Regions from separate parts of the Mus musculus genome. Here regions 1, 3 and 4 are each linked to region 2. A link is a loop called in an ENCODE intact Hi-C map of the cell type or tissue named here. Cell type or tissue: heart. All regions are shown on one strand. Links, peaks and the distances in the headings refer to the core of each region. The heading gives the core; the rest is flanking DNA. Region 1 overlaps Gm20755 (predicted gene, 20755). Region 2 overlaps Gm42210 (a long non-coding RNA gene). Region 3 overlaps 4930556A17Rik (a long non-coding RNA gene). Region 4 holds the start of 4930556A17Rik (a long non-coding RNA gene).

Evidence for each region. Hi-C counts contacts between places; a loop is a spot of excess contacts. Peaks named below come from ENCODE experiments on the same cell type or tissue, not always from the same donor. Only the 100,000 strongest peaks of a DNase experiment are listed, where the experiment ranks them.
Region 1: a loop joins it to region 2, with 4 times the contacts of the local background. A loop is called at or near these places in 4 of 42 quality-filtered maps.
Region 3: it touches region 2 in a loop (2.0-fold over the local background); 3 of 42 quality-filtered maps call a loop at or near these places.
Region 4: a loop joins it to region 2, with 3 times the contacts of the local background. A loop is called at or near these places in 3 of 42 quality-filtered maps.

The regions. Positions count from the first base shown.
Region 1 is chr3:37,972,934-37,981,094 of GRCm38, reverse strand. All of the region lies in intron 2 of Gm20755 (predicted gene, 20755), which reads right to left. Among named protein-coding and RNA genes, the nearest start is that of Gm22899, 18 kb to the left of the region's middle. In heart, for the core only: a CTCF peak has its summit at 4,259; DNase peaks (open chromatin) are centred at 2,444, 4,344, 5,404 and 5,744.
Region 2 is chr3:37,767,536-37,772,535 of GRCm38, reverse strand. It overlaps Gm42210 (a long non-coding RNA gene), which reads right to left. Exons shown (of 4, transcript XR_880782.2): 2 at 985-1,045; 3 at 350-473. Among named protein-coding and RNA genes, the nearest start is that of Gm42210, 17 kb to the right of the region's middle. In heart, for the core only: no CTCF peak of the experiment used is centred there; a DNase peak (open chromatin) is centred at 2,995; H3K27ac peaks cover 365 bases.
Region 3 is chr3:37,842,395-37,850,555 of GRCm38, reverse strand. It overlaps 4930556A17Rik (a long non-coding RNA gene), which reads right to left. Exons shown (of 3, transcript XR_880780.3): 3 at 2,256-2,452. Among named protein-coding and RNA genes, the nearest start is that of 4930556A17Rik, 18 kb to the right of the region's middle. In heart, for the core only: no CTCF peak of the experiment used is centred there; DNase peaks (open chromatin) are centred at 3,685, 4,165, 5,045 and 5,655.
Region 4 is chr3:37,827,400-37,835,560 of GRCm38, reverse strand. It overlaps 4930556A17Rik (a long non-coding RNA gene), which reads right to left and starts at 7,343. Exons shown (of 3, transcript XR_880780.3): 1 at 7,215-7,343; 2 at 6,436-6,569. In heart, for the core only: no CTCF peak of the experiment used is centred there; no DNase peak of the experiment used is centred there; H3K27ac peaks cover 539 bases.

The DNA of each region.
Region 1 (8,161 bases), core at 1,363-6,362, 210 kb before region 2:
AGGTAACCCAGGTTAAGAAAAGCATGTTCTACACTACCTATCATAAGCAGACCCTAGCCATTAACTGTGAGGTATGTGTGTGTACTTAGGTGGGAGACAATATGGGGGAAGACCAGAAAACTAAAGAGGATTCCAGAAGACTGAAATAAAAGAGGTTTGGGGGGGGGGGCAACAGCAGAAAGAAGGGCTAATATTGTACTAGGAAGTACAGGGGGCAAAGAGGGGTTATAAAGATGAGGGGCAAGGTGGAAGGGGGGCAATAGCAACTGAAATGAAATATTGAAGAAAACCTCATAGGAAAATTTAAGAAAACCCAAAATAACAATACTAAAGACTGATACATGGAAAAGGTACCCCACTTCTGGTGCCAGACAAAATGAGTTCAACCACTTTGGAAATCAGTATGGAGGCACCTCAAAAAGCAAAAACTGAAACTCTGGGGGAAACCCCCAAACTGAAACTCTGTGGGAAACACACACACACCTCCCATACAACTTCTGGTTGCTCACCTGGAGGCCTCTAAGTCCATATGAGGCTGTGGATGCTTCCATCTGATGAGAATAGAGAACATCATAACCCCAGGATAGAATGGGAAACATTCTAATTAATCTCAATTTTCAGGACCTTTTAAAGAATTTTTGCCACCAACAATAGGTGTTTCCTATTGTGTGAATAGCAAGTCTCCATCCTTTACAGCTTTGTCTCCAGCAGTAAATTTCTGTTTCTCTGGAACATTACCCACTTCTCTTTGCTCCTGGTGGGCCTTTATATGCCTACATGGAACAGCAGAAGTTGGGCCATGCACTCTTACCCGATCCAAACAACAATTACAAAAACAGAGACCCTGCTAACAAAAAGTGTGCACAGACACCATTGAACAAGAGAAGGAAATAGACACATAGGGTCACACTCTAATCCGAAATAAAATCCCAAGCCTCCATCTTTTTTCATTAATATTTGTAAGCAGTAGCTGAGTTATCAGCACTTGAGACTGCAGGAAGCAAGGCCTCCGATAGGGGGCGATGCTGTGTCTTTCTATGCTTTATTCTTCTGTTTAGGATTCTCTGATCTGTTTCCTTTCCTTCTGTCGGCCTGCTCCTCCCTTCAGCCTGTTCTTCTCATCCCTCCTTTAACCCCCAGGTATCACTGAGATGTGTCTCCAATCGCAGAAGCAGTGACAGATGTTATAGGACTTCTCTGGAATGTGTGCTTTTGGGTTCTCTGGGAAATAATTTTGAAGGTGTGTATAATGTATTTTACATATGTTTCTAAATGTAAAACTACAATTATTCTTCTTTTTAGATGGGATTTCTCTCAGTCCTGGTTTATGGGATGGAGAGCCATTGCTACTACAAGATCTCACTGCAGAATGTCACAAGTTGACCTGTTACTGTGTAGTCCAGGCTGGTCTTGAACTTGTGGCAATCCTCCTGCCTCAGCTTCTTGAGTTCTAAAAAATTGAGATGTTGAGTCACCATGGCCAGCTTTGGTTGACGGTGTTTGATTATTTTCTCCTGTCCTGGATTTTTATAACTATATTCATGAAGAGTATGTAGTCTGTGAACTTTGTTGACCAGAGTGCCACTCAGTTTTCCCCCAACTGTCCAGAAACTACGATGCCTTCTCTACAAAACTTCCAAGTCTCAGAATGTCTCTAGAGTGTCCAGGAAGGGGGATAGACAACAGATGGAATGGATAGACAGATAGATGGCATGGGTGTGCAGACTAGAAGGGAGAGATGTGAGGGTTGGGCAAATAGGTGGGCGGTTGGTGGATACATGGGTGAGTGGGTGGGCCGCCTTAATGGGTGAGTGATGGGTAGATGAATGTGAATGGGAACGTAGTGGGTGAATAAGTGGGCGGGGTGGGTGAGTGGGTAAACTGGTTGGATGGATGGATTCACCATATGTAAACTGTTGAATATTCTCAAAATATCAAATTACTCACAATAAGCTAATAACTACAAACACTGGGTACCAATAAACAAATATTATTAAATTTTCTTCTCATTCCAGTAAACTATTGGACCCATGAGTTGTTGTGAAGGATGTCATTACAATACAGTAGACAGTGTATTGGGCCACAGTGTGGGTTTTGATGTGGTGTACACATGAAGATGCCTCACTATAGCAACTGACCTTATGAATGCTACTAACACTAAATATTTAGATGGAACTCTGAGTAATTTTGGCCCTATAAACAATTACTTTCACATTTGGAAGAAATGTTCCCTCCGTTTACAGAGACAAGAATCTTTTTTTAAAGGATTGCTTTGAAAACTCTTTCCTCAACAGCTTGGTGCAGGTGTTAACAGGAAAGAGAACATTGCTTGGAGCAATTCTCTACTAACAAGAGAGGGTGTAACAGGACTCTTGGCAAAATGTGGTCCCCATCTAGAGACAGGAAGAGGCAGATGAATCATCAAAACCACAGGGGAGAAACTTGGATAAGAGGTGGCCCCGCCCACACCGGGCTGCCAGCCGAAGGAACGCTGTGTCTCACTGTGAAAACTCAGGCAGCTTTTGCTGGAATAATCCCGGTACTAAAACTTGACTAAAGTCAGCAAGTGATGTTACAAATTTCCATCCATTTAGAGCAACAACTGAAAGCAATTGACGTTTTTTAGAAAAACCATATGCAGTTGTGAAATGGTACGTCGGGGGATTGCACATCTGAAGCTACGTTAATTACATTTGGTGTGGTTTTCTCAGGAAGCTGGGATGGGAAGGATTCTAAGTACATTTTTAAATAGACATTTATATTTCAGAGCTTTTTTTAAATAATAAAAAACAATAGCAATTTTCTTAGTGTTTCTTATAAATGCAGGTGTGTTATAACTATTATCCCTGTTAAAACTGTAACGATTTGACCACTTTCACCTATAAAAATGCCAATTTCTACAATGCTATGGTAGATACAAGATTAGAAAATATGCATGCCATGGTGTGTGTGTGTGTGTGTGTGTGTGTGTGTGTGCAAACTCTCCATCTTTGCTCCTGTCCAACCCCACACTTAGAAGTAACAAATAAGTATACAAGGATGAGTCTGTCATTTTCTGATTTAGTCATTTGCCTAGCTCAAAAAGAAACAATAACATAAGAAGGGGGGGGTTAGAAAGAAAACCTGAAGTAGTACCAGCACCTCCTAAAATACAGACACACAGAAAGAGCACTGGGGGGTACTAAGGTCCAAAGGAAGCGCCAGAGGCCGTCGGAGACTTGGAAAGGATGGGGACACATTCCAAATGGTGCCTGCACACTGTGTGATCCAAAAGCACTCCTTTGCTTGTCTCTGGCCCAGGCCAGTCTGTTCTCTGAGGCCACCATTTCCCCACCAGACCCAGGAGATTAAAACATACTTGAGACCAAGACCCAGAAAGTCTGCGAGATCAGCACCTGCATTTACTTCCCTTGGCTGCAGGGGGCCGGTTCCTAGGACATGGTGAACCATGGGATTAGTAAGTCAAATGACTATTCAACCTGAATAGAGTGAATGTATATCTGAGCCAAATCAAATATTACATTGTATTTGGGCATAAGGAATTTTCAAAATACTACTAGAACACTTGAGAAAACCAGGTTTGTTCTTACACTCCCGTTTAAAATTATCACAAGACAACTCTCACAGCAAGTCAATCCCATCGTGTAGAAAACCAGCTTTTATGATATGTGTCAGAACAATCCTTTCATTTTCCCAAAGGAATGTGTGGGAATACAAAAAGAACAATGTTTTAAAAATACAAAACTTTGTTCTGTCTTTAAATTCTTTCATAGATTTTTGTGGAGGGCTTGGCACTTATTTTTTCTTTTAACGTAAGATAATATTATCCCCGTCCAAAAAAAATCATTTAATGGGACTCTAAACAAATTCTAAACAAATATTAATTGTAAATGTGTTTGATCAGTAAGTACAAGCACCGCCACCATCACCCCCCCCCAAAAAAAAAAACAAAAAAAAAACAAAACAAAAAACATTTTTTTAAACTGATGAGGTATCTCTTCCAGGAACTATGAACAGGATAGGAGAGTTTATGTTAGCTTAGAATTTTCTTTTCTCATCTTTACTGTTACAACCATACACTGCTGAGCTGGCTATTTTTAATTAGAGGGAAACCAAACAAAAGCCTCCGCGGTGGCGTTCAGATACCTAAAACATTAAACAAAAGCCCGTTGACACAGAAAAAGAGCCAGACAACTGCTAGTGATTTTCCTACAATTTCCGTGTTTTTATCGTGTTTCCCCAGGGGTTGTTCTGCTTTTCCCACTCCGGACCAGGGGAGGCTCCAACAGCAGCTGCAGATCCTTGGCAGCCCAGCCCCTTCTGGAACCCGCTCCTCTGTGTGACCGGAAGCCCTCCCACGGTGGTCCAAGTGCCTCCATCGATTGCTATCGCAGGAGCTGGAAGAGAAGCAATGTTCCACGAGACAAGTACTGATCCCATTTAACTGTCTCCTTACTTCTGTCCAACTGGACCTCTCTCTTAAGAACTGGCAGAGCGCACTAGCCTTTCCCAGGAGCCTATTCAGATCCATAGTGAAGGAAAGCAGTGTCCTGTGTACAGCCAGAAGACGACCACATAGTGAGCACCAAGCTAACTTGATTTAGCAGATAGTCACAATCTCAGATTTATAATTATTGATTTTTATGGTCAGCTTCTTGCCTTCAGGATAACACCCTTTTTCCTTCTAGTATTCCTGAATTGTTCCCTCCTCCTCCTCTTCCTCCTCCTCCTCCACCTCCTCCTTCTCCTCCTCCTCCTCCTCCTCCTTCTTCTCTCTTCTCTCTTCTCTCTTCTCTCTTCTCTCTTCTCTCTTCTCTCTTCTTCTCCTTCCCCTTCTTTTTGTTTGATTGTTTTCCTTTCCTATTGATGGTACATTAACTGCTGCCTGTGTCTGGATTAGATTGTATAATACCAGGAAGGGGGATGGGACTGGGAGGGCAAAAATTCCCCACCTGGATGTGGACTAGATACCCATCTACAGTTTTCACTCTTCTGCTGATAGGACAAAACTCTTATTTTTTAAGACACTGAACCTTATAGGGGAAAGGAACGAAGCAAATAAAAAACTGTGAGGATCAAGCTGGGGAGAGCTAGTAAAGAGTCTGCCACCCAGGCCTGAGGACCTAAGCCTGAGCCCCAGAACCCACATACATACATACATACATACATACATACATACATACATACATACACACACACACACACACATACACACATACCTGGCCTGGTGGTAAGCACGTGCAATCCTAACAGCAGCCCAAAGACTGAGACAGGAGAACCCCTGGGTTCACTGGCCAGCCAGTCTAGCCAGCTAGACAAGTCCCAGTGAGAGACCCTGTCCCCAGACTAGGTGAACTGTTGCTCAGACAAGATAGCAGAGGTTGACTTCTGGCCACCATGTTCACACACACACACCTCTGAATGTGAGCCTGGCCCCACCCGCCCTTGCACTTCACCAGCAACACAGAATGAATAGAGGCCTAAGCTAAAGCCCTGGGCTGAGTGGCACAAGTTTTTCCGACAACTTTTATGGCCCCTGTTTGCAAGTCTGTGGGTTATAGTCATGTTAATGACAAACACTCACTGCTCCAGAGAAACTGCGAGTTAATGAAAGCCCTCACAGCCCGGGGCTGAGGCTTTGAAGTCTAAACATGTAATATCAGCTTGCGAAGCATTAGACAAGGAAATGAGCTGGATAAGGGCTCCAGCCCTAATAGCTCTAAATTGATTATTTCCTTCCTCAAATAAACTCGCGGGGCAGCCCTGCGAGCTTACTTCCGGAGACTCAATGTGCCCAGAATCTTATCACAAGGAAATGAGAAGCAAGAAGCCAGACAACTATGATAAGGCACACGCATGAGATGCAAACACAGTTATGAGGGTCGGTATGGGATCTCTGGAGTCTAGCAGCAGTTAATTATTCATTAATTACATCCTAAGATGGTGGGGGGGGTGGGGACAATGCCTTCTAAGTTATTGCATTAAACAGTCAAGCACAAAAGCCCGGGGGAATGGATAATCACAGGCGGCAGACTCAAACCTGTGCATGTTATAAAGTGTGAAACTGTGGTTTACAAGTCATCTGCCTCAGGAAGCAAAGGCCCACTTCTGACGGGGGCAATAATTTCGATCTTATGCATGCACATCGTCTGTTTAAAACCAGGACCAAAACTCATGTCCTCCATTGATCGAATTTAACATTGAGACCCGATTCCCATCAAACACCTGCATTGTGGTCACATCTGGAAGAAGCAGAGAATAATGTCGAGATATGAGCAAAGGCAACTTCTTCGTGGCTGAGAACTCAACAGCAAGAATCAGTGACATGATTATAACAAACTTTAACACTTCTACCAAGTGCAGACAGTCTATAGAATGGGAGAAAAATCTTAGTCGTTAAATAAAACTTAAAAATAAATAGCGAAATAATAGAAATCTAATAATGAATGTAATAGTCATAAAGTGTGAAGAGATACTCCTTAAACTACAGATAAACAGCCAATAAATACCTGCAAACAAAATGGTCTTCAGTCATTAGGAAGATGGAGTTCCAAACCATGTGAGATCCCACCTCCCAGAGTCAGGACAGCTGTCCTCAGCAAGAATCAGCAGGGCCACAGTCCAATCCAGGTGTACCACTGAGGGACTCCCTGGAAGGGATTTGTGAGTATGCATGAGATCCACTTACTGGGGAGTTATTCACAGCAGCCAAAGTACAGAAGCACCCAACGTGACATTGGGACAGACAAAGAAACTATGGAATATATATTGGATATGTATGTAAATGTATGCATTCAAGCATAAAGAATAATAATCTTGTGTCATTTACAGGGACGTTGGTGGCTGGGAGGTCATTGTGTTATATAAAGTAAGTCACACAGAGATTCTAGGGTTATTTTTAAGACCTAGAAGGAGTCAAGAGGATTACTAAAGCAAGCAGGGAGAACCACGGCGAGAAACAAGGAGAGAGGGCAAGAGGAAGCTGAACAGCATCAGGACACAATAGGTGTACACACAGAGATGTCGCAGGGACAACGTTGCTATGTATTAACAAGTATATTAAATACAAAGGGCAGATTTTACCTCTAGCTATTTATTTATTTATCAGAATGAATTTCAGTACAACTAGAATAACTCTTTCCTCTCTGAGACAAATATTTTGCAATTATGCATATGTTTGAAAATTAAAACTTAAAAAGTCAATTAACAGCCAGTAAGGTAATGGAAACCTACAGTCCAACACTAAGGAGGCTGAGGCAGGAGGGTCTAAAGGTCAGATTTTGCCTTGTTCAGATAGCATAACCTTGGCAAAAAAAAAAAAAAACAGAAAAAAGAAAAAGAAGGGAGGGAGGGGGGAGGGAGGGAGGGAGGGAGGGAGGGAGGGAGGGAGGGAGGGAGGGAGGGAGAGAGAAGAGAAGAGAAGAGAAGAGAAGAGAAGAGAAGAGAAGAGAAGAGAAGAGAAGAGAAGAGAAGAGAAGAGAAGAGAAGAGAAGAGAAGAGAAGAGAAGAGAAGAGAAGAGAAGAGAAGAAGAAACCAATCATCAGGTAAATATAGTGTACTAGCTCTAGTATAAAGAAAATAACACCATGTATAATAAAACATTTTTTCATCCTGTCAGCAGAAATGTATCCCTTACAGTTCTAGAGAGTATGGAGTCTAAGACAATTGTGCCTATAAAGTCAGTGTCTCTTAGGGCTTACTTCTTGGTTTATTGGGTCATCTTCCTGCAGCATAGACACAGGATATAAAGGATACAAGATTTCTCTGGGATGTCTTCTATAAGCCACTCCCAAAAGATCTACATTGAAGAACCAATTTTCTCAAGTCCCACACCTGAAATCCTTTTAACATTCCTCTAACATCCCATTAATACTCAAATTCTAAGTCCTGCACTGGCCCTCTCTCTCCCTTTCTGAGACTCTGGTGTTCCAGTGATTAGAACCAAGTAAACAGCCGTGAGACTTGCCAAGTTTTAATATGACAGACAGCTAAGTAAACACACGAGGCATAGTAAATCATCTAGAGATGATGGTCACTCTACAGAGGGTTGTGTGTAGCTAACAGGCAAATTCTATCACATTTTACAGAAGAACTTGAACCCATATGGATTTTGGTGTCACAGCGGCCCTGGGCACAATCTCCTATGTGTTCCAAGAAAGA
Region 2 (5,000 bases), core at 1-5,000:
TGGATAAGACCTCCACAAGAGGGGCCATTGTCCATTGTAACAGGCAACGAAGTATGATCCTCAATTCAGATGCTAAAGTGTTAATTCCTGGTACAACAGTCCCTCTCCATCATTCTTGTTCTGTAAACAGCATCAGTCTCAATAAATAAATAAATAGAAAAAAGGGGTTAGCCAGGGTAACTAGACACAAACCCTGGGACCCAAATGGTAGAAACAGAAAATTGTTGTTTTTCTGACCTCCACAGTGATATGGAGACATGGACACACACGCACACATGTGCACAGGCACTCATATCCACATGCACACAAAATGAACAAATGTGTGGAAAGAAAAAAAAAAAAAACAAACCTCTGGGCATGGTAGCTTGCTCTTGTTAATCCCAGCACAGAACAGGTGAAGGCATGTGGACCCCTGTGGCTTGCTGGCCAGCCCATCTAGCCTGCTTGATGAGTTCCAATCCAGGAAGAGAGACCTGTGTCAAAAATCGGGTAGACAGACAACCCCTGAAGAATGATGGCTGAGGTTGTCCTCTGGCCTCTCCTAGCACACCTGCTCACATATGAACAGGCACACATAAAAACAGTTAGATGGAAAGAAAGAAAGAAAGAAAGAAAGAAAGAAAGAAAGAAAGAAAGAAAGAAAGAAAGAAAGAAAGAAAGAAAGAAAGAAAGAAAAAGAAAGAGAGAAAGATTGATAAGGGATCAGGTTATGGAGTGTGAAATTCAAGCTTTAAAATAGTATGACAATCAAAGCTGACATGATAACACTATAAATTTATTCCAAAGGCGAAATACAGTATTGCTTCCAGAAGTCAACGCTGAGAGAAACAATTAGCTGGGAAACTAGGCTAATCTACACTCAGGAAAAAGAAGATCCTCAATTGCTGCGGTAGGTGGAGATGAGAGAGAAGGCTGGATTACAGCAGGTAGTGAGAAAAAGGTTGGTGAGACAGTAATGTAGCAGGACCCCAGACTTTAACATACCTGACTCCATGACGGAAGCGCCATGCAGGCTGTAACTCTCAGCAATAAACAGCACCACTGGCTGAAATGAGAAATACCTAATCCATTAAAGTCCACAGTCCTGGGAAAGTCTCTAAATGTATTAACCTTGCCTTTCGGTTTCTGTGCATCATTTCTGGCTAGCTGTTCTTGTTAACTGAAGTATGCTAACCCGGGATATGGGGTTTTTGTGTTTAAAAGCCCACCCTGAAAAAGGCTTGTGTAGTTGCTAGCTTGCTAATAAAGACTTTCTATTGGCTTAAACCCAAGTCCAAGCAGACTTCTCTAGTAGATACTTGTGGTTTGAATATCCTTGGCCCAGAGAGTGGCACTATTAGGAGGTGTGGCCTTGTTAGAATAGGTGTGGCCTTGTTAGAATGGGTGTGGCCTTGTTGAAGGAAGTGTGTCACTGTGGGGGTGGGATTTGAGAGAGCTTCCTTCTAACTGCCTGGAGGCCAATCTTCTTGTTTGCCTTTGGAACATGATGTAGAACTCTCAGCTCCTCCAGCACCATGCCTGCCTCAGTTCCCAAGCTATAAGTTCCTCCCAGCAAGCTCCTTTTAACCACAGAAAGCCTGCTTAGAGAATGGGAAACATCAGGCTTACCCGGGGCTCCTTAGAGGGGCAGCTGATGTCAAGGTTGACCTGATGACCAACTCCAGTGATTAAATCGTGTGTACATGAACAATACCACTTCACAGGAAGGGCTTCACAGGGCTTCGAGTTTAATGAACACTTTGTGCTTCAGTCATCAACTGCTGCAAGAACAGAAGCCACTGGCCCTGGGATGCTCTGGACTTCCATGTACCTCTTTACCTAGCTGCTCATATACCATCATAAGAAGCCCCGTGCAGCTCCACCTAAGTTTACCTGAATGAGGTAAGTTTTAGAAATGGATAGTGCTTGAGATAGATGCCCATTCTGGTAAGTATTTGCTTGAGATAGAAACCCCTCCTGGAAAGATTTTAGCATTCTTCCAGCCATCCTGAGCTTGGAAACCTGATCTGTAGCAAGATTAGACAGAAGCTGTGGCTAAACCAGGACATATCACTTAGAACCGGACCTTAGCATGGGAGATTGAGACCTTCACCAAAGGTACCCTCCATCTCCTAATGTCAGACCCAGTCTATACTATAAGATACCTGTCACCCACCTGTCTGCTGAGAAATGGTTGATATGAAAAAAAAAAAAAAAAACCTTCAAAACTTCGGTGTGAACACTGTTGAGGAAGAACACAAGAAAAAGGAGTTTTGTAGTCTGTTGAGAGGCAGAGTCATTCATAGACAAAGGACCTCTACCAAGCAGCAGAGCACAGAAAAGTCCTGGCAGCCCCAGTGCATGCTGGGAGGGCCCAAGATGACAGAGGTTATGGAAATGAGAGTGTTCCAGACCCTTGTAGACTTATGTCTCCCTGTGGACAGAGGCTTGTGTCTATGTTGGGACAGAACTTCTGATCTGCCGTACATATATGTACCCTCATTATTTCAACTTGGTAACCAACTATAGGCAGTCCAATGGGGAGAAACAAGCTAAGAGCTTGTTATTTCCTATTGAATCAAACCTTAGATATTGTGACAAAGACCTGTGAGTCTGCTAGAGGTTACTTATTTCATCTGTCCCCCTCATAAGTCCTACCTCCCCAGGACCACTTCAGAGCTGCCCAGAGGCAAACCTAGCCACCAGACCATATACCTCAGCAGCAGTCAGGGAGGCAGCCTAGCCCTGTCTTTGAACTTTTCCGTTTGCCAGCAACCACCCAGTCTCAGAAAAGTGTATGAGCTGCATCTTTAAAAACGTCCCTCTGCCTCAGCTGGGAAGAGAGCCTGCCTGTCTGTGGCTACACTATCACAGAGAGAGCCTGCTTCCTCTGGTGGGATCGTTGCCAAGGGCTCGATTGAATGTCAGTTCTCCTAGAACTGCTTATGGGAACATTGTTGCTATATGGCCTAAGCCAAACAATCCCAGAGTCACCTGACATCCTCCATCCAACATTTAGGCGTCATCAAACTTAATTTCCCCTTTGTGCAATAAAACACCAAGAGGAAGCTCTAATAGACTGTATTATGTAACAGTTCTATAAAAATAGCAGGCCAGCGCTGGAGCACTTCCTTCCTGGGGCCCAGTAACCTATGCTGAAAGGATACACACTGGTTACCCAGGCAACCATGAGAGATGACACTAGGGAGGAAAGGAAAGAAAGGAAAAAAAAATCACCAACAAAAGGACCCTTTTTTGGCTCAGTAAAATGAAGCCTGGTGTCAAGCTTGTGGCGCAGAGAGGAGCCCTTAGCCATTCCGCTCAGGCTGCAGGAGCCCGGAAAGCCCTCGCTAGCCTCCCTTTTTTTAAAGAGAAGGAAAGGGACCTTCCTGGGGAAATCCTCATCTCAATTTACAACGCAGCATCTTTCGCAGCAGCCAGTAATCGCTATTTACCATCTTCTTTCTTGTCCACCGAGCTCAAGAAAATAATAATTTCAGTGTCGCGCACTTGTCCTTGTTCGTTTTTCTCCTAGTTTTGTTTGGGGTTTTGTTATGCAGGCAGTAAGTACTTTAAAGGCAATAACCTAATAAACAACCTCTAACTTAAGAAAGGAAAGCAGGGACACACAAACTGTATCGTGCTTTAAAAGTGGATGATACCTATCTCTGGAAAACGGACTTCATTTCCTTCAGCACGGAATTCAACCCCTCAGAGTTACTGGCGATACTCCTATATTCATCGCCTTGTAAAATGGACTACTATTTTAATTTCTGAAGTTTGTTTTTTCCCTCTAGACAGGGCATAGAGGCAGAAGGTACCTATGTATTCTTTCTCTCCTGAGGAAGAAATCCACCCTATGGAACTTACACATACAAGTTGGAGCCTCTGGAAAAGACAACCCAGGAAGAGTCTAAAGAAATTAAATTTGGATCACTAATATAAAGCAAGAACAATCGCTCTTTCAACAGGATCCCTCCGATCCAGGCTCATAAACAGGCAATGTACTTTCATCCACAGATCTGTCTCCATCCTCATGTAATAATGAGTTACTGTAAGATGAGGCGCTTGGCACAAAGCACACCCCCCTTGTCAAGTAGGAATGAGGTCTGTGGAAGCGAGGGATGGAGCTATGTGCAAACCCAAATCAACAGAAGTATGTCTAGCCTATGAGCTGACGTGTGTAAAGGAAGACATGATAGATAATGAACTCTGATCTACAGGAGAGGTACCCCGCCTATCCTGGCCTCTCTCACCCTTCCCCATAACATCTGACCCTCACTTATGGACAGCAGCTGCTAGAAGGCAGTTAGCCAATAGCAAGCTCATCTCCCCCGACTCTGGGCAAGTGGTGGTGTGGGAAATCATTCCTCTGATTTTATTAATCTGTGTTCTGAGCTAGAGATTCCAGCCTCCAAAGGGAACCACTTAAAGCCGGATTCCAGCCTTTCCCTAGACAGTTGGTCTGACCATCTGTATACCCCATACCTGGGCTCTCCTCAAGACAGACCTAGAGAGATTAATACTTAAGCAGCAGATGCTGTATGAAACACACATGTTCAGTTGCAAACCAGGGCTGATGCCGCTGTGCTGTAGAAGAGAGTGTGCTCAGGGAAGGCAGGTTCTCAAAGCTACCAGCATTTAGTTTCCTTTTTGCTAAGGGTTTGATCAACACGATTAAGATGTAGACAGCCTGATTTTATCCACATCTTAATTTTCACTCTGGAAAGTACTGAAGGGGTTAGGGGTGGGGGGAGGAAAGCTTGATGAAATGAATACACAACATTTGCTAGAAGCTCTTTACCCTAGCCCTTGCCGTCCACAGGTAGCCCAAAGCAGATGGAAAGTCCCAGGAGGTGGCTGGTTGGTACCTCATCTGCCCACAGCTGGCTCGTTCCACACTGGGGTATGATGTAGCTCCCTGGTGTAGTACTTGCCAAGCATCTGTGAGGCTCTAGGGTCAGAGCTTAGCATTGCAAGAATCAAACAAACCAAAACACAAGATGCAGAAAGGTGATGGT
Region 3 (8,161 bases), core at 1,743-6,742, 76 kb before region 2:
ATCAACATAGGTACAAGAATACTCACATAACACACAGCAAATATAACACCACCAAAAGGACCACACGGAATGACCAAAGCGATCTAGTCCTGGAATAGAAGAATGGTTCAATAGATAGATAATAAGAGCTACTAGTTAATGTGAAGTTATAATTAGCAGAATGGTGTACAAAAAAAATCACTTGGTGTGTCACTAGACAGATAAACAGTACTTAATAAAAGTCAACACACTTTCCAGATAAGTAGCTCTCAACAAAGGCAGGAAAGAGAGAAACCAGAACAAAGCCCAGACCTGAAGAGCCTGCAGAAAGCATCAACCCCAACAACGCAGAGCTGAGATCTTTAGCTCTGAAATCACGAACAAAGCAAGAAAGGAACAAACCCTTGTCACGTTCTGTCATCAAGATGCTGAAGTCCAAGGCAAAGCAAAAAGGCAAAAAAGGGAATTAAAAACATCTAAGGGAAGAAATAGAACAGTTTCTGTTTTCTAGCAGAAGGACATCATATATGGAAATATTAAGGATCCCACTAAAACAAACCAACAAAACACTGTACAAAAAGCAAGTTCCTCACAGGTGAGAATCCCAGAATTGACAAATCAATGACCGTCAGATCATGTTCTACACACTAGTGATGAACTCTCTGGAGAGGAAGTAGAGAAAGAATACGTGAAAACAATGAAGACTTGGAGTTGAGCCTATCTATTCCGGTGAGAGACATACACATTGAAAACTAGAAAACACTGATGAAAAATAGTTTAAAAGACATAAGTAAAGATATACTATGCTGTGTTCTAAGCTAACTGCGGAGCTGGTATAATCCTTATCCAATTGGGGTGTGTGTGTGTGTCAGTATGTGAGGGTGTGGGTGTGTCTCTGTTCTTGTGTGTATGTACAAGTCTTGGCAGATGACCTCAAAGGTCAGAAGAGCATGTCAGATCCCATGTAACTGGGAGTTCAAGTGCTTGTGAGCCTCCTGATGTGAGTGCTGGGAATGAAACCTGGTTCTACTGCAAGAAAAGCAATGACTCTTAGCCTCTGAGCCATCCCTCCAGTCTTGGGGAAAAGTAAATTTCAAGTTTCTATGGAGTCACAAAGAATCCTGTAAAGCCCCAAAATCTTAGAAGAAAATAAAGACACGTCAGCATCCCCTGATTTTTTTATATCAAAATATTCAGCCATCCCAGACGAGACACCCTAGTCATTAAAGCGTCCTAGAGTGCTACAGGATTAAGCCCACAGGCAAATAGTCAACTGACTGCAGCAGGAATACCAAAAATACACAATCAGTAAAGAAGACTCAGCAAATGGTGATGGCACAACCAGATGTCCACATGCAAAAGACCAGAGTTGGAGGCATCTCACACCACACAGAAAAAGAAAACTAAGTGCTAAGCTGTAAAATTCTAGTTTGTCCTGACAGTGATTTTGCCAGTGACACCAAAAGTATGCACACCAGCGGCAGACATAACTGGTGGGACCACATCAGACCAGCAAGCTTCTTCACAGCAAAGGAGGGAACAAGCCTCGACAGCCTGCAGCCCAGCATATAGTCACAGCTTACATATGGTACAGAACCACTCTCCCAATTCAAACCCTTCTCCTGCCTCTCTACGCCAATTATTCCAGTAGCCCAATTTGCAAATGGCTCATGAATCTGAACAGACATCTCTTCAAAGAAACAAGTGAGTCTATGAAAAGATGTTCGATATCAGAAAGATACAACCAGAGCCACAGAGCCTGACACTGCTGACTTCCAAATCAGGTGACTGACAGGGACACCGAGGCATAGAAGTGTAATAGTTCAAGGTTAAAGTGACTGCCATTTAATCTTCTGGTTAGAATGATGGTGTTTTAACCAATAAAGCACAGAACAGAAAGTAAACTTGGATGGAATCGCATTCTCAGACTCTTTCATGATCGTGTAATTTTCGGGTACAGCAAAATGGCTCAGCAGATAAAGGTGCTTGTCATGCAAGCCTTGGAGACCTGAGTTCAGTCACTGGCACACATTGTCCCCACCGTGAGGCTAAGCAAAATAAACCTCTCCTCCCCCAGAAAGTTTGTGTCAAGCACTTGATCTCAGCGATGATCAAACTAAATAACATGGCCGATACTTCAGATATGAGGCTCTGAGTAACATCTAATGGGCCCATCTCTGTTAGCTAGTCTGGCATTTGTTACTATTAACTGCCTTTGTGTTCTAGATCAGGAGAGTTTGGAAATGTGGAAAATACAACGTCAAGAACAAAAGCCCTGACCCACATCAAGTGTGGTAGGTTTAATATCAAAACAGAAGGAAGTATAATGTCGAGAGCCAATCAAGTCTATGGGCTACGGAGATTAAAGAAAATGTGACATTAAGCCAGGCCCCTTGGTGATGGGACCTGAGCTGCTGACATGCTTCCATCCAGGGCTCTGCGCATGTGTCTCACTCACTCTTTGCAGCTGCATCTAGAGGAAAAGAAGAAAGACAATATTAATTTTATTTTTTCTCTCTGCTTCATAAGAAAAAAATGCTTGACCCATAGTAGTCATATTTTATAAAATCTCAAGAGAAATATGTGCCAGGAAATTAGACTTTATGAGAAGTTAATAAGTAGGTAGAAACATACAGAAGGTCCTGTTTATGTTATATGAATAGGCCATTTTTAGCATCCTTTAATAAGACAAAGGTTCAACTGAAAGAAGCCACTAGCATGTGTGCCTAACAGCAATAGGCACATAGTTTGTCTGTAATAAATGGTACCTGTTAGAGTTAGATCTCCACTATTAAACAGTTACCAGAGGTCATGGACTGTGTTCACCAAGCATGTAAATGAAGTTTGGTGATAAACTTGGTGTAATTAAACATTGTAAGTTCAAACGGTAATTTGTTTCCCAGTTTCTCAAGTCTTGTGGCAATAGATTTCCTGGTCTTTGATCCACAGAAGTCAGGCACGGCTGTAATCAGGATTAAGCATAACACACTTGTTACAATAGGGTTGGCGATGACTCTATGGGTAACTGCACCAGCACCAAGACTGACAGCCTGAATTTAATTCCCAGGATCTACATGATGGAAGGAGATAACCCACTCTTCTGACCTACAAACACACACGCACACACACACAAACACACACACACACACACACACACACAAGCGTGAACATCATGAACCAACCTCCCCCCCTTCATCTATCTTCAGCCAAACATCCTTCAGCCATTCCTGCCAACCTGTGCCCTTTTCCCTGAGTATCTCACTTCTTCCTGATCTCAGGCTGCTCCAGAGACATAATACAGTGAGAGTTACACACACACACACACACACACACACACACACACACACACACACACACACACACCATAAGGAGGAGTATTCCTTACCAAGAGACAACTCTCACAATCAATCACATTATCTAACCTGTCCACAATTTACTCCAAAATAAATGAAGAGCTGAGGGCCTTACTGAGATGGCTCTCAGGAGAAGTCATGACAAGCCTCCGTGAGAACGGTTCACACATTCATCTCTGGGGGACCAAGGCCCAGCTGTAGCCACATCACGGTAGGGCATGGTCTTCTTTCACTATGACTCCACACAAGTGACCCTCAGTGACCAGCAGATTGCAGATAGAAAGCTCCAGTGGCTAGCTGAGCCTGGCACCAAGCCTTTTACTCCCCTTACAAATATTAAACACCTTCCATGACTAGTGGCATTCTCAGACAGCTCCCACACAGCTGTAGCCAGCTGGGCTCAGCTGCAACTGGTCACAGAGTAAGGACCAGATGAGCCTTGTCCACTGAAAACGTGCAGACAGCAGAGCCCTGCACTGCTGAGAAAGCCATGGACCAAGAGGACCAAGAGGAGAGAGTGCATCTGAGGTACCCACATGCCCCTGCTCACATCCTGTAGAGCAGGTAGTCCCCAGAAACAGTGACTTTCTTGTGGCCTTGTTTTTCAGGGTTTCTTCTCAGTGAGGGAACATTTAGGAGGCACTGTGCTGTCCTTAGTTGCTTGTCTCTTTTTCCTCCATCCTAGGCTGTAAAACAGTCATGGAGAGTTAGGGCTCTGGAAAGTGACTTAACAGCTGTAGCTGCTAAGGCCAAGGGATGGAGCTTGCACAACAAGAGAAGGGCAAACTTTTCAACCCTCAGAAAACTGCTTAACATCTTAGAGCTAACACTGTCTTCCCAGTCTCCCATGTACAAGAAGACCTGACGACAACCTTAGGTCACAGTGCAAGTCCTGAGCCAAACAGAAAGTGGCTGCATGTCTTTGAGGTAAAGGCAGGAACAAGTCTGCCCACGTACTTCAATCCTGTTCTGCAGCAGGGTTGAGGTGACCTGTGTCCTGTGTGTTCCTGTCCATCTTTCCTGCTTCCACCCTGGGTCACACACACACACACACACACACACACACACACACACCTCTGTCAGTGAAACCTATAGATCATGTTTAAAGCGTCTAGAAACAGTAATTGAAGAACAGGAAAGACCCCTAATGTAAGGACTATTTAGATTGAAGAGTGTCTGTTAAAAGTGTCATCTCTACAGGCAACTCAAGATGCAGCCTCCTGTTTAACCACACAGACAGGATCACAGGGGGAAATTACCTCAACACGTTCCTATGAGAGCTCGGGCATGCCTCTGTCTTGACTCACTTTTTCCCAGTGTGCCTAAGTCCACTGAAGGTTTCTAAAGAGCTCCACAAAGTCTTGCCTCAGGCGCTGCCACCTGCTAACCATTTCGAGAGACAGTTCCATGCCCTGTTTGCAAGCCTACGTTTTCATTACTGAGAGCCAGTGCTCAGAGCATGGCAAAACAGTTTAGTTCATGATACCTCTAAAGATTATTTCCCACTGACAAATTTGGCCCCTGTCCAGAGGATCAGGAAGCTTCTGGAAGGAGTCTGCCTCAGGTTTGCCAAGTCTCCCCTGCTGGGCTAAAGACACCTATTAAAACTCCAGAAAGAGCAAACCTCAGGAGACCATGAAGCAGGGACTGTGGTCCCAAGCGTTTCGAAGTTTGAAATTAATCTGGCCTCCACTCCCTAAGTTCCAGTGCCAGAGGGAGTTTGTTTTGCAACTGTGAATTTCTCACTGTGAGACACATGGGTCCTGGTGAGATCACACAGTGTAACTGTGGCACTTCAGTGAAGCCAGCCAAGTTCAAATCCACTTGGCTTTCCTCTTCTCCCAACATCCTTAGTTCGCACCCGCAACCGTGGCACTAAGAGGTGTTTGTGCAACTCGGAAGTGAGTCTGAAGAATAGGTTCCATTGAAGACGTGCTCGTACTGGACTGAAAATTATAGACTTACAAGGCTTCAGGGAGACAGGAGTGAGAGTCATCTGTGGTTGAAACCCAATAGTCGTTCCTGCCTGGTCTGTGATTTTCTACAGTAATGGGAGTTTAGTCAGGAATTGGGCCATCTGAAACACTCTTACCTCCTAGTGTTTTTGAAGCCAGCTGTAGCCGTTTGTCTAACTTCTGGATATGAACTAAAATGATACTTACAATCTATGACACATGTTCTCAAAAGACAACTCCTTCCTTCTTCCATTCCCCGGAAACTGCTATACTAGAGCTCTCCAGGATTCATGGCCACTTCATGGTCCTATAAATAGAGGCTGTGTATGATGGAGCACCAAGCCAGGGGATTCATGTATCAGCCTTCACACTAGCTTTTTATTTCTTCTCTCTGGGCACGCAGCAAAACAAAAATATCTCCTCCTGAGCTTCAGAGCTATTCTCGCCCAGCTCCTCTCCGGATGTATCATCCAACTCCATCTTCACTGGGCCTCCACTGAAAATGTTTCCAGATGCAATTTGGTTCTGTTTGTTTATTTGTTTTCTCAACTATCTCCATGGCTATTAACTGTAAAAATAGTCTACATCTGTCATTGATTTTTAAACGTCTGCATATTTATTTTCCAGGCAGAAGAAAACGAAGTGCTTTTTCCTCTTCCTCGCTTTGTTATTTACTCTCTGGCCATGTGTCTCTGTTCTTTCATCCAGTCTGGAACCCTGGGAGATCTCGTCCATCTGCAGGATTAACATTCACGCAAACAGCCAGAGTGTGTGCGAAACACAGCATTCCCACCGCCGCCACAGTGTCCTCGGAAAACTTTTTTTTTTAAAATATCAGCTTAAGTACAAAGCCTTTGAATGGTTAAGTGGGATCCAACCCAACAGTCTAGGCTCACTAAAAACTTACTGAGGACAAAAGGCAACAGCTTACAGAAGAGTGTGTGTCAGTGTGAAGAGATAGCATCGTGGAAGATCATTCATGGTCAAACAATGTTTGTTATGTGCACACATACATACTTGCTTGTGTGCACACACACTCATGTATACCATACCAGATCAAAAATGGCTTCTGTTGTGTGTACTTCTTAATAACTATTGGCAGAAGTCATCAGCAAAGCTTCCTGGTCTACGCTGTATTCATCTGTTTATCTTTTCTGTCCTCCTTCTAAATCACCAGAGAGAGAGAGAGAGAGAGAGAGAGAGAGAGAGAGAGAGAGAGAGAGAGAGAGAAGTAGAGAGACCCTAAGAGTGTATTAAGTAGAGAAGGATCTTTTCCATACTCCCAACCCAAGAGACTGTCACACATGAACATGGCCTCTGCCCCTCAAGAACAGTACCTCAACCCAGCGATACGAGATCATTCCACAAAGTAAACAAAGGACTTTTTCCTCTTCTTCACATTACTAACTCTCCTGTCATGTCTGCTTCAGTTGGTCTATGTAGTCTGGAAGCCCTGGAGATCTCTCCCTTCAGCAGGCTCCTCTTTCTTACTGCCGTACTACTCAGTACTACCTTGAATGACAGAACAGTTAGAAAGAGTCGGGCTTTAAAGCTGAAGACTATTAGTTAAGGAAGTAAACCCACCCCTTTAATAATCCTCTCCCTCTCCCCTCTCCCCTCTCCCCTCCTCCCTCCCTTTTCTCCCATGCTGTCTGAAACACAGCAATATTTAAAATTCATGCAAAAGTGGGTGAAGGTGTCTGTGATGAGGGTTGTCAAGTGGAAACCACAAGGCTGAGTCTGGGTGTGGCCAGTTGAAGGTCAGCCTTTGCATCTGGAAATGAAGCCTTTGGAGTAGGTCGTTTCTAGGCTCTCTTGGTGAACTAACATTTTATTAGTCTGTTATTATGAGTCTTTGTCAAAATAATTTAAAAATACATCGTTATTTTTTCTTACTCAAAATCTGGAGACGATGGCATATTTGTATTCACGTCTTTGGCGTATGACTCACTAGTCGAGTGACTTTTGTCAAGTCTAAGTATATTAGCATTCATCTACACACAGTCACCAGTGCTTCTGAGAAAATCATTTAACATGTGGGGACAGAACTCCCACCAAAGGATTGGATTTGTTTCTCAGTTCCATGATTTTATGATTCTCCAAAAATGGATTGCTGAGTTTAATACATAATAGAATTTCTGTTTGTGGGGGGGAAACAGTGGTTCTGAGATAAGGTCTCATGAATCCCAGGCTGGCCTCGCGACTTGTTACATAGCCGAGAACTTTGAATTTCTGATCTTCTGGCCTCCACCTCCCAGGCTCTGGGACTATAGGTATGTATTGTTGCTTTCATTCTCTGCAATGCTGGTGTTGGAGCCAAGGCCACAAACTGAGATTCTAGCATCCTGGTTTAGCTATGCAAAGTGAAGTATAGACCAATCTAAGGACTTTTACAAGGACCCAAGGTTATCAGAAGGGTCAGCAGTGTTGGTCCCTGTTGAAACTGTGACAAGCACAGTCTAAATGACTTTTCTGTCTTCCAGACAGGAACATATCTGTGTTGTATGTGGTTCTTTGACATAAAAAGCTTGTTCCCTTGAAATACCAGCCATCTAACTTGCCCCTATTAAGAATGGCTGAACCAACACAGACTATTCTCTAACAGTACATATTGTAAATCAAATCCGAGTCCCTGGGTGCCTATTGTCCAAGAAATATATGAAGGATGAGTGATCAGAATAAGTGTGTGTGGGGGTTGGGGGGAGAATCAGTCTGAAATTCTTGAACAAATAAGGAGAGTCGCTTGGAGCAGGAACTAAATTGGATTGAACCTTATGTTTGGTTTCTTCAGCCAAAGTCTTAATCACGCATACCAAAACAAAAGCCTGATACAGAGCGAGCCAGGAGAGCTCGTGCTGCAAGCTTGAAGCATGC
Region 4 (8,161 bases), core at 308-5,307, 63 kb before region 2:
TCTAGTCCATAAATGTGGCATTTAGTTAAGTCTATTTCAACAGTTCTCCATATTTAAAAGTTTACCAGATAGCAACATTGTATTGCTTAGCGACATCACTTTTCTGTTTCTTGTGACAACAGTAAATTGTAGTTGAGTGTTCTGGCCATCTCTATGCTGAATGATTCATTAGGTAGACTCAAGAAAAAGCACATGGTCATTGTCATGGCCTCAGATTGAAACTGCAGATGGGTATAAGAGAAACTCAAGCACATGAAACAGAGTCCAGGAGTCAGCGATTCTCTCTGAGGACTCTCACAGGGGATCCCTACCGCTCAGCAGTAAACCTTGAAGACATACTCAAAATCTGTGCAGCAGGGAAACGCATTAGAGAATCAGTAACTGCTGTGTGTGCGTCTCAGTGCACATAGGTTACAATAGTGCATGCATGGATTGCAAGTGAATACATAGATTACAGCAGTGCATGCATGGATCACAGTAGTGAATATATATATTATAACACTTCACATATACATTATAGTAGTGTATACATGCAATCTTGGATTTTCTGAATTCCTGATGGCTTTCTTGCAGTAGAGAATTTTCGTCTTTCCTTCAGCGGGGTTAAAAATAGCACAATGATTTCATCCAACAGTCTTTTCCTGTGTGCTTTGGGTGTCAGGTACAGTATGGGAAGGGTCAAATACTTCTTTCCTCTTCTGAACTTACTGAAAAGGAAGAACTATAGACACTCAGAAAAGCAAGCACTCTGCATGCCCTACTGGGCCCCACACAGCTGGGTATCTGTAAACAGAGACCTGGGCACAATCCTTCTAAATTTGGTTTGCAGCTGCTAGTAAATGTTCTCATCTCAACACAGATTGAGACTCCTGCTATTGACAAGAAAAATAATCTCTCAATCGCTCTGTGTGTGTGTGTGTGTGTGTGTGTGTGTGTGTGTGTGTGTGTTGTATGTACCTATTCTTATGAGTATGAGCATATGTGCATGGTGTAAAGGTCAAAGTCAAGTTATAACATCTTCCTTCATCACTCTTCATCTTATTTTTTAAATTATATTTGTGTGTGTGTGTCCATGTGTGTGTGTGTGTCCGTGTGTGTGTGTGTGTGTGTGTGTGTGTGTGTGTGTGTGTGTGTACATACAATGGAAGCATGAACAACCTCAGCTGTTATGATTCAGGTGCTACCCACACTGTTTTTGGAGACAAGGATCTCACTGTCCTGGCACTCACCAATTAGACGTGCACACCAATGAGCCACGGGGATCTGTCTGTCTGCAGCTTCCCAGTGCTGGGTTTTTATGAGAGTTATGAAGTCATCTCCCCTAACAAGGTCAGCATTTATTTTTCTTAAGCCCTCTTATTGTCAACCCTTAACACTCACCTTATTCTTTCTTGGTAATGTTTTTATTTTTAAAAAGTTAACATTATTAGCACAAATTATTCAGATATCTTACATGGGTAACATAAACCAGCATAGCTCAAGTAAAAGGCAAGTTGTTCCTATGTAAGAACAGGATGCTTCATGTAGCTGACTTAGGAATTCTGGAAGCCATGACAATTCCCCAATCCCCTTCCTTTGCCTGTCTCCATAACTGCCTTTCCTTACCCTCTCATACCCAACAAAAGCCTCTCTCTAGCTGGATGGTACACATGACTGAACAGCTGGCCACCAAATCTCCTCTGTTCTAGGTTTTTTTTTTTTTTTTTTTTTTTTTTTTTGAGATTAGCAGCCATTGGAGGGCTATTCACCTGTTTGGTCTCCCAAATAAGAAAAACATAATCTGTCAACAATCTAAATCATTGTCTAGCATAAAGCTAATCCTCATGCAGGTAGCTATCAGGATGCATGGCAGCAGTGGCTAGATGGAAACCTATGGCTATATCTGTGACCACTTGTGAATGTCACCAGCCAGTTTCACCACAGGAACCCTGACCACAGTCAGCTTTAAGATCCTCATACTAAAACCACCAATGGGAAAGAGAGCTCTCCCTGTGATATGGCTTAAGAACTCAACGTGGCCAGGCATGGGAGCACACTCCAGGAACGGAGGGACTAGGGAGGCTTAAGCAGGAGGCTCGCCACAAGTTCCAGGTCGTCCTGAGCTATATAGAATCACCCTGTCTCAAAACAAAGAACTGAAAATGGCTGCTGGAAATTTTCAAAGCATAAAGAAACATACCCTTTGGGGTATGGACAAAGGCCAGTGGAACTTCTTTCCAATTTTGGCCAACAGGGAATTCCTGTCAAATTCTACCACAGGTTTCAGATATTTCTAGTTCCTATGAAGCAATCGTTGATGTTGTTTTAAAATACTCCTAGGCAGCCAGGTAGTGCAGCACGTGGGAGCAGAGCGGGCAGAGCTCTGTGAGTTCCACGACAGCCTAGTATACATACTGAGTTCCAGAACAACCAGAGCTGCATAGTGAATCTTTGTCTGAGAAGCAACCTGTGACTCTGTCTTCCTTTCCTCCTGCTAAGTCTACCCCAGAAATTTATCCAGTCTCAGAAACGTATTCTCTTGTCTCCCTGTGTGAGTGGGACTCCTTAAAATAAGCCATCACATATTTGGGAGATACAGGCAGGAAGATCAGGAAGCCAAAGCCATCCTCCATTACCTTGTCCCAGGCCAGCCTGATCTACTGGAGACCCCATTTCAAAAAGGAAAACTGAAATTACACAGAGCAGATGGGACAAACTTTATTCCTTCCTTCATGTTGATGGATGAGAAAGGGAGAAAGAGTTAGTCCAGCTGATACAGAGCCTCAGAAGAGACAGCGATCTTTATTTTATTCTCTCCCCCATTCTGTCACAGAAGACCCCTCAAGTCCTTGTGTTGTGCCTACCCAAGGGTTAATCCCACATGAGATAAACTTGGGCAGTTTATAGCTCTGCTGGAGGTCTGGAAGAAAGCCCTTCCCCAGGGAGTTCTCAAGGTGAGATGTTTAAAACCTGATCCTTCTCAACACACCCAAGGTCATTTGGATGAAAATTCCAATATCCAAGCCAAGGGGATAGGATGGCCCTTAATCCTTCAGTGGGGTAATCATTTGATCCCTGGAAGTGTTGAGGAGGGTATCAGATGTTCTACAGGGCACAGCTCAGCAAACAGGAGGAGGCCAAAGAAAAGTAGTCCTTGTTTTTAAGTTAGCCCATGATTCTGTGAAGAGACTTCTGTCACCTGAAGATAATGCTGGTTGTCAGCGCTGCTCATTGACATCAAACCCACTGTTACTTTAATGTTAAACATTTTAATAAAGTTGAATACGGTTAATAGCAGCTTTTGCACTGTCAGAGATTTTCAGGGAAGGCTCAGTTTTATCCTCCTGCCTTCCACCTGGCTCCTCACTGAAAAGCTGTGTTACAAAATAAAATGGAAAATGAAGGAAACTACTTGGTGTGCTCAGTGTTCTTAATAGTTTTTCTTTTCTGCCTGACTTCCTGACTCACGACCGGATGAAAGGTGCTGCTAACCAAATGTCTGGGTGTTCAGGGAATCTCTGTGTCCCCTGGGTTAGAATTGTGTACATTCCAAGCCACCCAAGATGTAGTCAACAGTGCCACTTGTTTCCAGCTTATAACCATGGCAAACCCAGCTTCCTATCACACTATACTCTGGAAGCCACTGGTGGCTGGCCTGGACAATCTGCTGCTGGCCCTCAGCAAACCTGCCACTTGGTCATCCTCTGACTCTGAGATCAAGGGGTACGTTTTGCTCATTGCTGTCAGAACAGCAGTGGCCTCCCTCTCTGCTCCGTGTGTAATAGATTTCTATCTTTACAGGTGTCGTAGGCGATTGTATCTAGGACAGTCAGCCTGTAGCTGTGAACTCATGCTATCTAGCCTTGGTATGTTAGATGCCATGCCTGAATCCTTGAGTCCCTCATAGTAAAAAGGGCACAGAGAAGAAGGCAATAGGGAAGGTTAAACAGTTTGTGTTCGATGTTCCAGTTCCTTACATTCAAAAGCCCTTTTTGAGATACTATTATGGTTTGGATCATAAATGCTCACCAATGGCCCACATTTTAATGTCCTGGTATGTGGAACCTGTAGGAGGTGGGACCCAGTGGAAGGAAGCTAGGTTATGAGTAGGATTTTTAAGAACCCAGTCTCAGCTTCCTTCCTCTCCTGCATCCCTCTCTCTTTTCTTGGCCACCATGAGGTAAGCATCCCCTCTCCATATCACCATCACTGTTGCCTCTCAACACAGGCCAGAGTCAGGGTCATACAACTATGGCTGAAACCACCCACCAAACACATTGTGATGGTTTATATATGCTCAGCCCAGAGAGTGACACTATTAGAAGGTATGGCCCTGTTGGAGTAGGTGTGTCACTCTGGGTGTGGGCTTTAAGACCCTCATCCTAGCTGCCTGAAAGTCAGTATTCTGCTAGCAGCCTTCAGATGAAGATGTAGAACTCTCAGCTCCTCCTGTGCCATGCCTGCCTGGATGCTGTCATATTCCTGCCTTGATAATAATGGACTGAACCTCTGAACCTGTAAGCCAGCCCCAATTAAATGTTGTCCTTATAAGAGTTGCCTTGGTCATGGTGTCTGTTCACAGCAGTAAATCCCTAAGACACACATCTTTCTTTCTTTTTATTAATCTACCTCAGTCATTTTGACTAGCTATGAAAAGCTGACTACTGGGTCCTGTCCTTAGGTTCCAGAAGAGTAAACTATGACTTATTATCACTTCTTTGTAAGAGGAAGCAATCACTCAAAGTCACCAAGACCTCTGAGACTCCCACCAGATGGGCAAACACATCCAACATAAATCTGTGACCTTCTCAGAATCCAGACATATCCAAGTGCCAAATGCTAAAGTTTACATTGTCCTCTCCCATACCCATGGAAGGGTGGATGACTTCTGTGTTCAGTGGTTGCTGTTTCCAATGAAAATCAAGGAAAACATGGCTCATCCATCTTCAGTCTTGCCATAGACACCACTGCTGAGGACACTGGGTACCTACAAATGGCCAATTTATTGATATTTTTGCTCAACAAAGAAGCTGGTGTTTTAGTTCTGTAAGCTGTCCCCTTGTGCTTCCTCCCTTGGCCCAGCCCACACTCTTGCTGGCTGCCCTGTCTCTAAAGCTCCACAGCCACTTTATAACTCAGTCCTTCGAGCTCCACCCCAGGCCGAGTGGGGAGAAAGAAAACCTGCTTTTGTTCATTTCAATGAGACAAGTCTCCTGTCACCTCTAAGCAGCTAAGGGACACCAGAAGTGGCTGTAATTGGTTGATTTTCAAGCAGAATTGGTTTTGTTGCTCTTAACGACAATGATCTTAGTTAATGTGATGGAGCAGAAAGAACACCTCCTGGCCTACAGCCCTGTCCTAATTTTTCATTTTATTGTTTACCTTTTTTTGAGCTAGAGTCTTTTGTATTCCAGGCTGGCCTTGTCGTTCTAGATCTACCAGGCTCCTTCTTCCAACTGCTAGAATCACAGGCCTGTGCCACTATACCTGGTTTCTTGGGTCTAAAGGACCCAGAACTTTGTGTGTGCATAGATTCATACTTTTATACAAATGTTTTAACTAACAAAATGCCTTATGTCATTATTTCCTTTCTTTCCCTTTCACAAAAAACAAAACAAAACAAAACCAACAACTTCCTTCAACTCTTAATCAGACCACAGGATTTTCAAATCCATACCTACACTGAACTATAAAAGTGGCAGCATGTTTACCCATGCTCTTGACTCTGAGTGTAACAGCCCTACCCAGTGAACCACTATTCAGTCTATGGAAAAGATACATAAAAGATCAGAACTGACAGAAAGCAAAAGAATGGTTAAAATCTTGTAGGAGGGGCTGAAGAGGCATCTCAGTGGTTAGGAGCACGGACAGCTCTCGGAGGATCCAGTTCAATTCCTAGCACCCAGGTGGCAGCTCACAGCCACCTGTTACTCCATTCTTAAGGGACCAGACATCTCTTCTGGTTTTCATGGTCAACAGGCACAGGTGTGGTGTATAGACAGACATGCAGACAAAACACATAAAATAAATGTTCCTTTAAAAAAGAAACAAAAGGAGATTAGATAACAAGAATGCTAAAGGGGGAGAAACATATAGGAAGCAAGGGGGCAGTGAAAAATCCTCTAGCAGACAGGGTGTGAACAGGAGTCTGAGACATGATACTTGAGCCTATTATTGCAAACTTGCCCCAATTACTTCTTCTGTGGCAAGGGTCCTACTACTGTGTGGGTCCCTTTCCAGGAGACTGTGGGGGAAACGTGGTCTGTCCTCCGGCTGGGCAGTCTAGAGGAATGAACATTCAACACAGGCTAGCTATCAGCTTCCACAGTATCTGAACACTTCTCCTTCGTGCTCAATCTACCGTATGACATTTCAAACTCATCCATATAATTTAAAGAACTCGCTTTGCACTAGCATCCACTAGAAGGGGAACAGCCTAACTGTCCTAAAACTGACCTTTGCATTTCCATTTCCATTCCAGCTGAGTTGGGCTTTTGACGGGGCTTTTGATTGCCTTTTTAGGAAGGGTTCTGAGGACACTGCTGTATCTTCTTCTTATAGGTCCATCATGGTGTCCAAGACAAATCTGCCTACAAAGCAAATAATGCATACAATTAACTATCAAATGAACAATGGCGTTCTAAGCCAGGAATGATGGCATATATCTGTAACCCCAGTAGTTGGTGAGTTGAACCGGGAGGTGAGTTTAAACTCACCTGAGCTAAATAACTAGATCCTATCTGCTAAAATAATAATGATAGCGATGATGATGATGATGATATAATTCATTTATACAAAGAGGTAACAAGCAAAGATTGACATATAAGATCCATACAATTCCAGATTCTAAGTGACAACTTGTGACATTGGTCACCCTTTCCCCCATGACTGTAATATCCAGTGAGTTCAGACTGATCAGTCTGGTGACAGTCTGCAAAGAAAACACACAGCCCTGACTGCACAGGGAGGCGAGGAAGCCCTTTCTTCCTGGGTCCAGGGTGTGTGTGAACATGAAGCCAGTGCAGGGTCTGTCTCCATCATCCTTCAGCACGAGTCAGTGACTTCCTGAGAGAGGAAGGGCAACTTCCAGACCCTCAGCCAGTGTGGGACCAGCCAGCCTCACAACCTGCAGCTCACCACTCTGGCCCTCCTACAAACTGCCTAGTCTGTCCGGTCCCTAAAAGCAGTGGCTGGGCATAATTGTTGGTATCTAACCCATAGCTGAAGGATCTCACCTTCTCCCGTTGAGGAGCAAGGAGGATGCTGACAGATCACAGGGCAGATAAAAGCAAATGGACTGGGAGATCTCAATGGGCTTCCTCCTCATCGCTGAGACAGTTGTCAGTACACACAGGGAAAATGTTAACCGTGGAATCAGAAATTAAAGTCTTGTCATTTCAGGATAAAAGGTACACAGTACCCCATCATTTTTCTCAAGTTTCTTTATCTAGAATAAACATTTTTTTAAAGTTATCAGTCTCATGCTTTAAATTACATCAGACTAAATTACCATTCCTGAAAGGACAAATTCAACTTTCAGTATAAAACTTTAGAACCTTTCATTAAAATGGATAGTTTTCTACCAAAGAAAAAGGCAGGGGTGTGGGGAACTAAGGTGAATTGATGATTCTCTTACAGACTTGAAAACACCAATATCAAAACTTTATCTGCATATGTGATTTCTACCAGACTCTCAATGATATTTGCATATGTGATTTCTACCAGACTCTCAAAGATATTTGCATTTTAAGCCTCTCCTGGCTCCAGAGGATTCTAGGAGCTATTGCTAAATGCTAAGGCAGGGAAAGATGATGCAGCCGACCTCATGCCAAACCTTCCAGATGTTTCAGGAATCCACAGTCATCCACCTCCCACCCCCCCACACCCCACTTAACTGGTTCTCATAATCTTCATTCTCTTGTACTTGATATTCAGTAAAATATTTAAATATTATTATTTTTAAAATATTTATTTTTATTAAATATTTTCTTCATTTACATTTCAAATGCTATCCCCTTTCCTAGTTTCCTCTCCAAAAATCCTCTATACTCTTCCCCCTTCCCCTGCTCCCTAACCCACTCACTCCCACTTCCTGGCCCTGGCATTCGCCTATTGAGAGACATCTGGGTTCTTTCCAGCTTCTGGCTATTACAAATAAGGCTGCTATGAACATAGTGGAGCA